3 separate regions of the Homo sapiens genome follow, and all the other regions are linked to region 3. A link is a contact called in ENCODE Hi-C data. All regions are on one chromosome and are shown on one strand. Each heading gives the region's core, a stretch centred on a gene start or an enhancer-like site at or near the end of the contact. The rest is flanking DNA. Distances are from core to core; before and after follow the strand shown.

Region 1 (2,700 bases), core at 188-2,687, 2.6 Mb after region 3:
TTACTGAGATCCTGCCAATGAAGAAAGTAAATACTCTTGAAAGCAAATGTTTAACTGAGAACTAAACCAAATAAAGTATGGTTGAGAATTTTTAAGTGGTTAATTGAAAAAGACCAAACAAGACCGTCTGTAATTTTCCAAAAATATAGACTGCTTCAAATAGAACCTACGTCCAGTTCTGGGAATCAGCAAATCAATTAGAATCGCATCTGATCAACTTTATGCCCCTTAAGTAGTTTTAAAATTTCAGTACTCAAGTACAATCAATGATGTAATCAGCCTCACAACTTAGTTATTTGCATGAACTTCAGGAAATAACGGCTAACACAGCCCCTTTTGGACAACAGAAGTAATTTTTTAGTTGGAAGAAATTTAATGGAGTTATGGTTCAGTTGCTGTTTACAGCTTGAGAATTAAAACGTTGGGTTCACTCTATATTCAAGAAGACATCCATCTCAAAACCTTTTTTCATTTAAAACTAATCTGTAACTGCAATATGAATACAAATGCAAGTTTTAAAAATTCTTTTAAAATGAGAATAAAAACCTACAGCTTATAGAAACTGTAACATTGTAACAATACGTTTAAAACTGGTCATTGAATGTAGGATTCATAAGTACACATTTTCTCATCTAGTAATTTTTTTGGCATAAGTTTCAGTTCAGGAAAAGTTCAGATGCAACATTTTATGGAGTGTTAAATATTTCTGTACTGGGCAAAACTACTGAACTTCATGGTCACTACCACACCGTCAGCTGTCTGTGAAAAATCTACTTGCAGGGCAAGTTAACAGGTTTCTATGGCTCAAGTTTGCTTAAAATACAGAACAAAAAAAGTCACCTTGGCATGAATATAATTAAGAAATCAGCCGTGTGCTTCTCACGTTTGGGCTCCGAGACGTGGGAGATGCCCGCTAACCTAAGACCTTCCGAGGGCGATGCAAGGACCCGGACAGAACTTTCCCGGCCGCAGACCCCTTCTAGGGCACACCTGGCCTGGCGCGGCCGCGGGGGCCTCGGGGCTGCGCGCGCAACCCGCCCGAGGAACTGTCAACGGCCGCGGAGCCTCGGCAGCCTCGGCGGCTCCGCGCGCCCACAGCCTGGGGAGCCCCGGGAGGCAACGGCAGCCGCGCGGCTCGGGGGCCGGGGTTCCAAGGCGCCCCCGCCGCCCTCGGTCCCCAGTCCGCCCCTCGGAGCCCGCCACGGCCTAGCGCCGCCCGCCTCACCTGTGCGGCCCCGGCGCCTCTCCCGCCGCCGGTCGCTCTCGTAGAAGCCCAGCGTCTCTGTGAGCTGAGGCGCCGGCGGGGGCCCCTGTCCGCCGCTGCCGCCCGGCTGCTCCGCCTCGCCGCGGCCGTCCCGCTGCGGGCCGTCCACGCCGCCACCGCCGCCTTCTCCCGGAGCGGCCGCGTCGCCGACGCCCGCCATGTTCCGAGCACAACAAACTGTCCCCGCCGCCTCCCTCCAGCCTCTGCCTCCGGCCGGCCCCCTCCCCGCCTCGCCCCGCCCCTCGCCGGAGCCCGAGCCGCCGCCGCCGCCGCCGCCATCCGCGGCCCGCCGACCGGCGCGAGCCATTGGCGTCAGCGACGCGTGTGAGGCCGCTGCCGCCGCCGCCGCCGCCACGGTAGCCGCCATCTTCTTCCTGCCCTCGCCGTGGCGGGCGACGGTTTCTCGCGCCGTGGCTGGCTCGGCCGGCCGGGGCACCGCGCCGGGCTCCATGCAGCCGGGCTGCGCGGTCCCGCAGAGCGGGCGCCTCCGGGGCTCGAGTCGGGGACCCGGCAGGAGCGGGCCGGGGATGGCGGCGGCGGGCGGCGGGTCGGCCGTGGAGCCCCGGAGAGGCGGCCGCCACCACCGCTGCCCGCAGTCTGCGAGGTGTCCGGCGGTCCGCTCAGGGCCTCTTTTGCAGACTCGGTGCCCGGAGTGCGCCGGCGCCGCCCGCCAGGTCTTGGCACTGCTGGCGCGGCCGCGGCGGCGGGGGCCCGGCTCCAGATCACCGACCCCCACGAGCGCCGGCCCTGCCTGCCCGCTATTTTGGTTCCATCTCTTCTGCATATTTATGCTTGCCTGTTACATTCCCTGGCCTCTGAGTGTCCTTTGGCAGTTTCCAAAGCATTTGGGCAAGAAGGAGCTTGGGCAGCTTCACAACAGGTGGGGACGCGCAGGGGAGGGGCCGCGGCCGGACCGGCAGAGTTTCAAGGGCTGGCGCGCCGGCGGACTTTCCACACTGTCTTTCGGGACTGGGGTTAGGAGACAGCCCTTGGCCACCACTGTGTCCTTACTTTGTCGCTTTACTTGGGGCTGGACCTCCCCTTTCCAGCTCTGGCGTGTGACCCCGCAACGAGCGTGGTGTCGAGACCACCACCAGCTGGGGCGGTGGGAGCGAAGGTGCCCCAGGCTCGGGGAAGGTGGAAACCTTTTCCCCGCTCCCCAAGTGATTGTTGCGCGCTCCGGTGAGGGGACAGTGGTACCTCGATTTCCCGTGTGCCAGCTTCGGGACTCAGCTGTGCTTTTGTGTCTCTTTGATTAGCAAAAGCAAAACGAATTCCTCCCCGAACACTAAGCTTCCTGGAAACTTCCCTAGACCTAAACTTGAGAACCGCATATAAATGGGCCTTGAGGGTTCTGTCGTCAGTAGCGGGTTACGTGATTGCAAACGAGCAAGTTTAAAACGGAGTGGGCTTTGGGCTGCAGAGCCGCCTGGCAT
Region 2 (2,700 bases), core at 16-2,515, 2.0 Mb after region 3:
AGCTACTCGGGAGGTTGTGGCAGGGGAATCGCTTGAACCAGGAGGCTGAGGTTGCAGTGAGCCGAGGCTGCGCCACTGCACTCCAGCCTGGGCGAGAGAGTGAGACTCCGTCTCAAAAATTAAAAAAAAAAATCCAGTTGGAGAATCAAAAATTTTTAAAAATTTGACTGTGTAATCCTACAAGAAGTAAGTAGCTTGAGAAAGAGAAATGCTGATAAAGTCGCATTAAGTTTCAGAGTTGAAATTCAAGCTCCTGTATCTAACATGTTTCCCTGTTTAAGGTAGAATTTAAAAAAAAACTATATATGACATATATATGTCAACCCAAAAAAATAAAGCAGTATATATTATATATATAAGAATATATATATATTCTCCTTTATATGTTTTTTGTTTCACATATATATATAAATATATATCTCAACCACAAAAAAATTTGGTTTGTGACAAAGATGCACTTATTTGCACGAACCTATCTTGTTAATGATCAAGAAATCTGCTTTGTTACAATCATTAGAGGACAGAAATATACATACATATTTAAATCTATTTAATGAAATGCAGTTTTATGTTAAAAATCAATGATCTGCTAACCTAAAGAGTCGCACAGGAATACTATGATTATTAAACACAATGCGATTCTCTAAATAAGTAAACACGTGCAATGATATCAAAGTTCAAAATTCTCTAATTCTTCCACAAAGACTATGAAAATCACCTTGGAGTGTATGAACCAGCGTCCTGGCCCCGCCAGGTCGGGGCTGGGGCGGGCGCGGGCCGGGAGCGCTTACCCCGCGGCAGGAGCGATTCAGCGCCACTACCTGCTTCGCCTGGTTGTGGTGTGGCTGCTGCGCCAACCGAAAGGCCTCCTTAATCCGCAGCAGTCTCTTTTCGCTCCCATGGCTCTGGGACTCTGTCCGGACTAGCCCTGTCCGCGCTCGGCTACATCCGGCCCGCCCACCAGCTCAGAGGCAGAGTTCTCCGCGGTGTCTCCTAGGGTTTCTTGTCAGAGGGCCCCAGGCGCCTAGGGAGTCGTTACCGCCCTGGCATTCAAATAACTCCCGCGAGAGGCGGAAATCCCGCGAGACTGCCGACAGAGCGTAGGGAAGTGGAAAAGTGGAGCCTGCACCGCCCGCTCCCGGCACCCCCGGACACCGCCCCGGTCTCACGCATGCGCAGAGGGCCGATCCAGTTCTTTTCGGCTGGAATGGGGAATTTGTGAGGTAGGCCGGAAGTGGTGTTGCGGAGGGAAGTGTGGGGAGAGCAGAGGCGCAGCTCTGCTGGAGAGACCTGAGGCTTGCAGCGCTGGGCCCGGCCGGGTCGCTGCGGCTGGGCTGGAGGTGAGGCGAAAGAAGGGCATCCTCTGATGGGAGTGGACCGGAGTCCGCTAAAGCGAAGCATTCCAGGGTTCGTTGCGGGAAATACAGTCTGGTTTTGCCCCCCGTATGAATTGAGGGAAGGTGAGAGCAGAAGCAATCCGGGCCTGAAGGGCGATTATTCTAGGGTCGGCCGAGGGGTTCAGGCCAAAGTTCATTGAAATCCTAGCTGGGTCCCTGGAGGACGAGAAAACCGGTCAGGAGTCTCCTGGGAAGAGGGTCATGTTTTAATCTAGCTAAAGCTGGTACCTGGCAGTTTCCACTCTTAAGGCCTAGTGTACTAACTAATGTGTGCGCAATGTCAAAACAGGAAACAAAGGGAAATGCAAGAGGTGGAAGGTAATTTTAAGTTAGTGGCAGTATGACAGATTTCCAGTGCCTTCAGGAAGGTATCCAGCCTTAAAGATGCTTTTTTTAAATAGACGATTTTAGACAGAAAAAAGGTAGAAACAAAACTATAACACATGTGTACTCACCACTGAATTGGAGAAATAAATGATTATATAAGTGATTGAAGTCCTTTGTCAGCTCTACCCCGTCTCATTCTCTTTCCTTTTGCCTAAGGAAACCACTCTCCTAACCACCTTTATGCAATCTGTAATGTGTACATCTTTTTGCAGCTAGCTTGTTTTACATAATGTTTTTGAGATTTGTCAGTGTTGTGTAACTCCACCTTATTCATCTTAATAGCTGAACAGATATTCTGTTATTTTAATATGTCACTGTTCATTGTTTAGTATCTCCAGTGCCTGACATACTTTAGGCACTGTAGGTAGCTAAATGTTAGTTGAATGCATGGCTGCTGTAGCATTTGAACTAAGTAGAAAAGAATAAATAGGACTTCATGTGACCCAACAAGAGTATTCCAGGCAAAAGGAATACTAGCCAAAAGCAGAGACATGAAAGTGCATGAACTATTTCAAGAATTTCCATACTTTTAGTACTGAAATGTAGAATGTATGGAGATCATGTGATGAAGGAGAAACCTGGAAAGATGAGGCTTAAGCTTAAAGGATATTATCCTGAAGAGCTTACACAAGCTCGGCGCCATTAAATGCTTTTCCAGTTATGAGGAAGCTGATTAGAGCTGTATTTTCAGAAGATGATACAGCGCACTAGAGATATATCTTAGGATATAAAAGATTAGTGACGGGGAATTTTAGACTATCAAGCATTGTAACAATAACAATCATTGCATTAAGCAAGTAAGACAACCAGCCAGACTAAAAATCCAAAAACATTTTCCTAGTCCATCATATTATCACATTCCTTAACAATTATTAATATTTCATATTTTCTTCTGACAAACTTGCAACATTTTCTA
Region 3 (2,700 bases), core at 116-2,615:
TCCCCACTTTCCCTTTTCTGGACTGAAACAATGTATGTCTTAAATGTATTTAATTGAAGTCTCACGTCTCCCTAAAATGTATACATCTAGGTGACGCCCCAATCACCTTGGGGTCATGTTCTCAGGATCTCCTGAAGGTTATGTCATGGGCCATTAGTGACTCATATTTGGCTCAGAATAAATCTCTTTAAATATTTTAGAGTCTGACTCTTTTTGTCAACAAAAATCACATCTCTGTCTGACATTGTCGTGATTTGGGTTCTTTCAAAAGCAGATCCTGAGACAAGGGTTTGAGTGCAAGTGGGACTTTGGAGGTGTATTTATCTTTTTAAAAAATTTTTTTTTGTGCCTCTCAGCTCTGAATGGACCCTTTATTAATTTATGCTCTGGGACTAACGAAGGCGTGCCTTTGAGCCCGTCTCCTTTAAGTGCGCGCGATGCTAGGCTTCCTCAGTAGAGGGCGCCGGAGGACACCGCAGCTGGAGGAGGGTTTCCGCCGGTTGTGCGGGGACCGCGGCTCAGTAGTGTGGGTGGACGAGGACAGCGGGTGGAACTGGTCCTTCTGTGACTTTGCAGCCCCGGCTTGGTGATAATTTTTGTGCAGGCTTCTTGACATGGAAAGCAGAGCTCCCCAGCACAGAGTGAGCCTCCGAAGGGCTCCTGCCCTTACCGGTGCCCTACCCTCCCTTTCCCTGCTTGCTACACTTGGGTCCGGGACTCAGCCTCCCTTTGCAAGCTTCTGCTCGGCCTGTGTGCAGCTGCACTTAGCTGGCAGGGTCAGGCGTTGAGTAGCCGCTCCGCTCCTTCTGCAGCCTCCTGCAGCCCCCGCCAGCTCCCGGGCTCCATCCCTCACCATCAGTTGCTGATTGGCGCCCCCTGCGTGCACAACGGAGGCTGGCTGCACCTGGAGGTTCCCAGCAATTCCAGGCCGGCTCCAGCCTAGCCAAAGCAGCTAACTTCTCTGCTGTCTCGTGGGCTGAACCTCACCGTTTCCCAAGAGGTCTGAATCCTTCTCAAGTTCGTCTTTTCCTAAGTTCTCCCTCGTAGCTCTAGGTTGCTTTGTAGAGTTTCCTTATATCTATACTCTTCATTGTAGTTAATGACTCTGTGTTACACTTGTCCTGTTGAACTTACTGTGTAGTTTCTGTCTCTTGACTGGATCAAGGCTCTCACAGGAGTCAATCCCAGAAAAATGATGAGACAGTAGGGAAGAGAGAAAAGCCAATAAACAGCATGTTAATGAGTAGGTCCCACCTGGGGCTCAGTCGCACTGGTGTCCCTCTGAGAGTATGGGCACCACACACTTTGGCATTGCCCCAGCAAGGCAAGGGGCAAGCAAGGGAGCTGGGTGTTTATCTCCCAGGCATTGCTTGAGGCTTGCTCTTGGGAATGGTAGCTCCCTGGAACTTCTGTCCAGCCTGCATATCTGGACTGTGCAGGGGATACTTCTATGGCCAGAAAAAGCCCTTGGGCAGAGAGAAGCAGGTTCTTGATGCTGAGATGTCTGCGTGCTTGGGAGTTGACCACTGCAGCTGCAGGTGACCTCTGGGGTGGGCCAAGGGGATGTAGGTGGGCAGTGATACATCTGCTACAGACATGTTGCAGGATGCAGGGCAGCAGAAGGAAACTGATCAGCTGGCTGCCAATGAATGGCCCAGACTGATTCAAGGGTAAATTTGCTGGAAGAAGTCCGTTGCAGAAGATCAGATGCTTTCCTGACTGGTGTAATTTAATTGTATGGTCAGTGTTTGCTATGGATAATTGGATTTTTCTTTGACCTTCACAATCTTGCTGGCTCTCTGTCCACACTGAAAGACACTTTTCTAACTCTCTCAAATGCAATAAGACTAACCTTGGCTTCCATCAGGAACTCATGGGCTTGCCATTTCCAGGAGGTGCCGATGGCTGTGGTATCCAACCAGCAAACGGCAGTGGTGTTTGTATTTTCCATTTTGCCCTTTACAAGAACATTTCAGCTGAAGCAAAAGGCTTTTTCCTTTACCCTGGGTTTTTTAATAGAAATCTTGGTGGCATTAAGCACTTTTAATTCTGAGCACTAGCCTGTAAAGTTCAAAGCTCTGTTCTGCTCTTGAACACAGCGGATACCAAGGCGAGAGATTCTAATCACAAGGAATACCAGAAAAAAAAAAATAAGCAGGAGACAAGTTTATTACGAAGGGTTGTGAACAGTATTTGTGATTAATGTGGAATGAAAAAGGTTATTTCTACATTAAAATCATTCACATTTGCAATAATTTAAACAATTTATCTGGTTTCCCCAAGTGGGGATGTGTTCTTTCCACATATAACATGCTCAGTGAAGGAAGAACAAGGAAGGTTACGCTGCCCTGAAACATATCTGGGAGAGCTTTTCGGCTCTGGGAGGATCACCAAGTTATGTTGTTAAGTGACAAAAACAATATCCGGAAGAGTGTCAAACAGCTAATTATTGTGTAAGAAGGAAAAAAAGAAGACTACATTAGTCACATTTACTTATATTTATATGAAAAGCTAATAAAAGTAGCTAGGTATACGTAAGGCAGTCAGAAACAAGACTTTTCAATTATAACTTTTATATCATTTTAATTTAAAAGTTACGCTAATATATTTCCTGTTCAAGAAACAAATAACAACATGCCCAGTGGAAAGCATCATCATTGTAATAATGTCCTAAGATCATTTTTTATGACCTTTGAAGGT

What was found. A loop is a pair of places that touch in the nucleus more often than their neighbours do. Pooled maps may share reads with other maps.
Region 1: a loop to region 3 is called in a map of CD8-positive, alpha-beta T cell, with 2.7 times the contacts of the local background. The contact joins the promoter of TAPT1 here to the promoter of LINC01182 in region 3. A Hi-C loop is called at or near these places in 2 of 168 maps with a recorded cell type or tissue (CD4-positive, alpha-beta memory T cell and CD8-positive, alpha-beta T cell) and 4 of 50 pooled maps.
Region 2: a loop to region 3 is called in a pooled map, with 7 times the contacts of the local background. The contact joins the promoter of FAM200B here to the promoter of LINC01182 in region 3. A Hi-C loop is called at or near these places in 5 of 50 pooled maps.

Annotation. Positions count from the first base shown.
Region 1 is chr4:16,225,034-16,227,733 of GRCh38, forward strand. It overlaps TAPT1 (transmembrane anterior posterior transformation 1), which reads right to left and starts at 1,438. Exons shown (of 14, transcript NM_153365.3): 1 at 1,226-1,438. The coding sequence starts at 1,424. It overlaps TAPT1-AS1 (TAPT1 antisense RNA 1), which reads left to right and starts at 1,630. Exons shown (of 3, transcript NR_027697.1): 1 at 1,630-2,144. RefSeq lists silencers at 991-1,370, 1,481-1,530, 1,541-1,640, 1,651-1,720, 1,781-1,980 and an enhancer at 2,491-2,550.
Region 2 is chr4:15,680,562-15,683,261 of GRCh38, forward strand. FAM200B (family with sequence similarity 200 member B) reads left to right here and starts at 1,266. Exons shown (of 2, transcript NM_001145191.2): 1 at 1,266-1,340. It also overlaps a transcript of FBXL5 not described here. RefSeq lists enhancers at 766-1,065, 1,236-1,475, 1,486-1,535.
Region 3 is chr4:13,653,814-13,656,513 of GRCh38, forward strand. It overlaps LINC01182 (long intergenic non-protein coding RNA 1182), which reads left to right and starts at 1,366. Exons shown (of 4, transcript NR_121681.1): 1 at 1,366-1,538. RefSeq lists an enhancer at 891-940.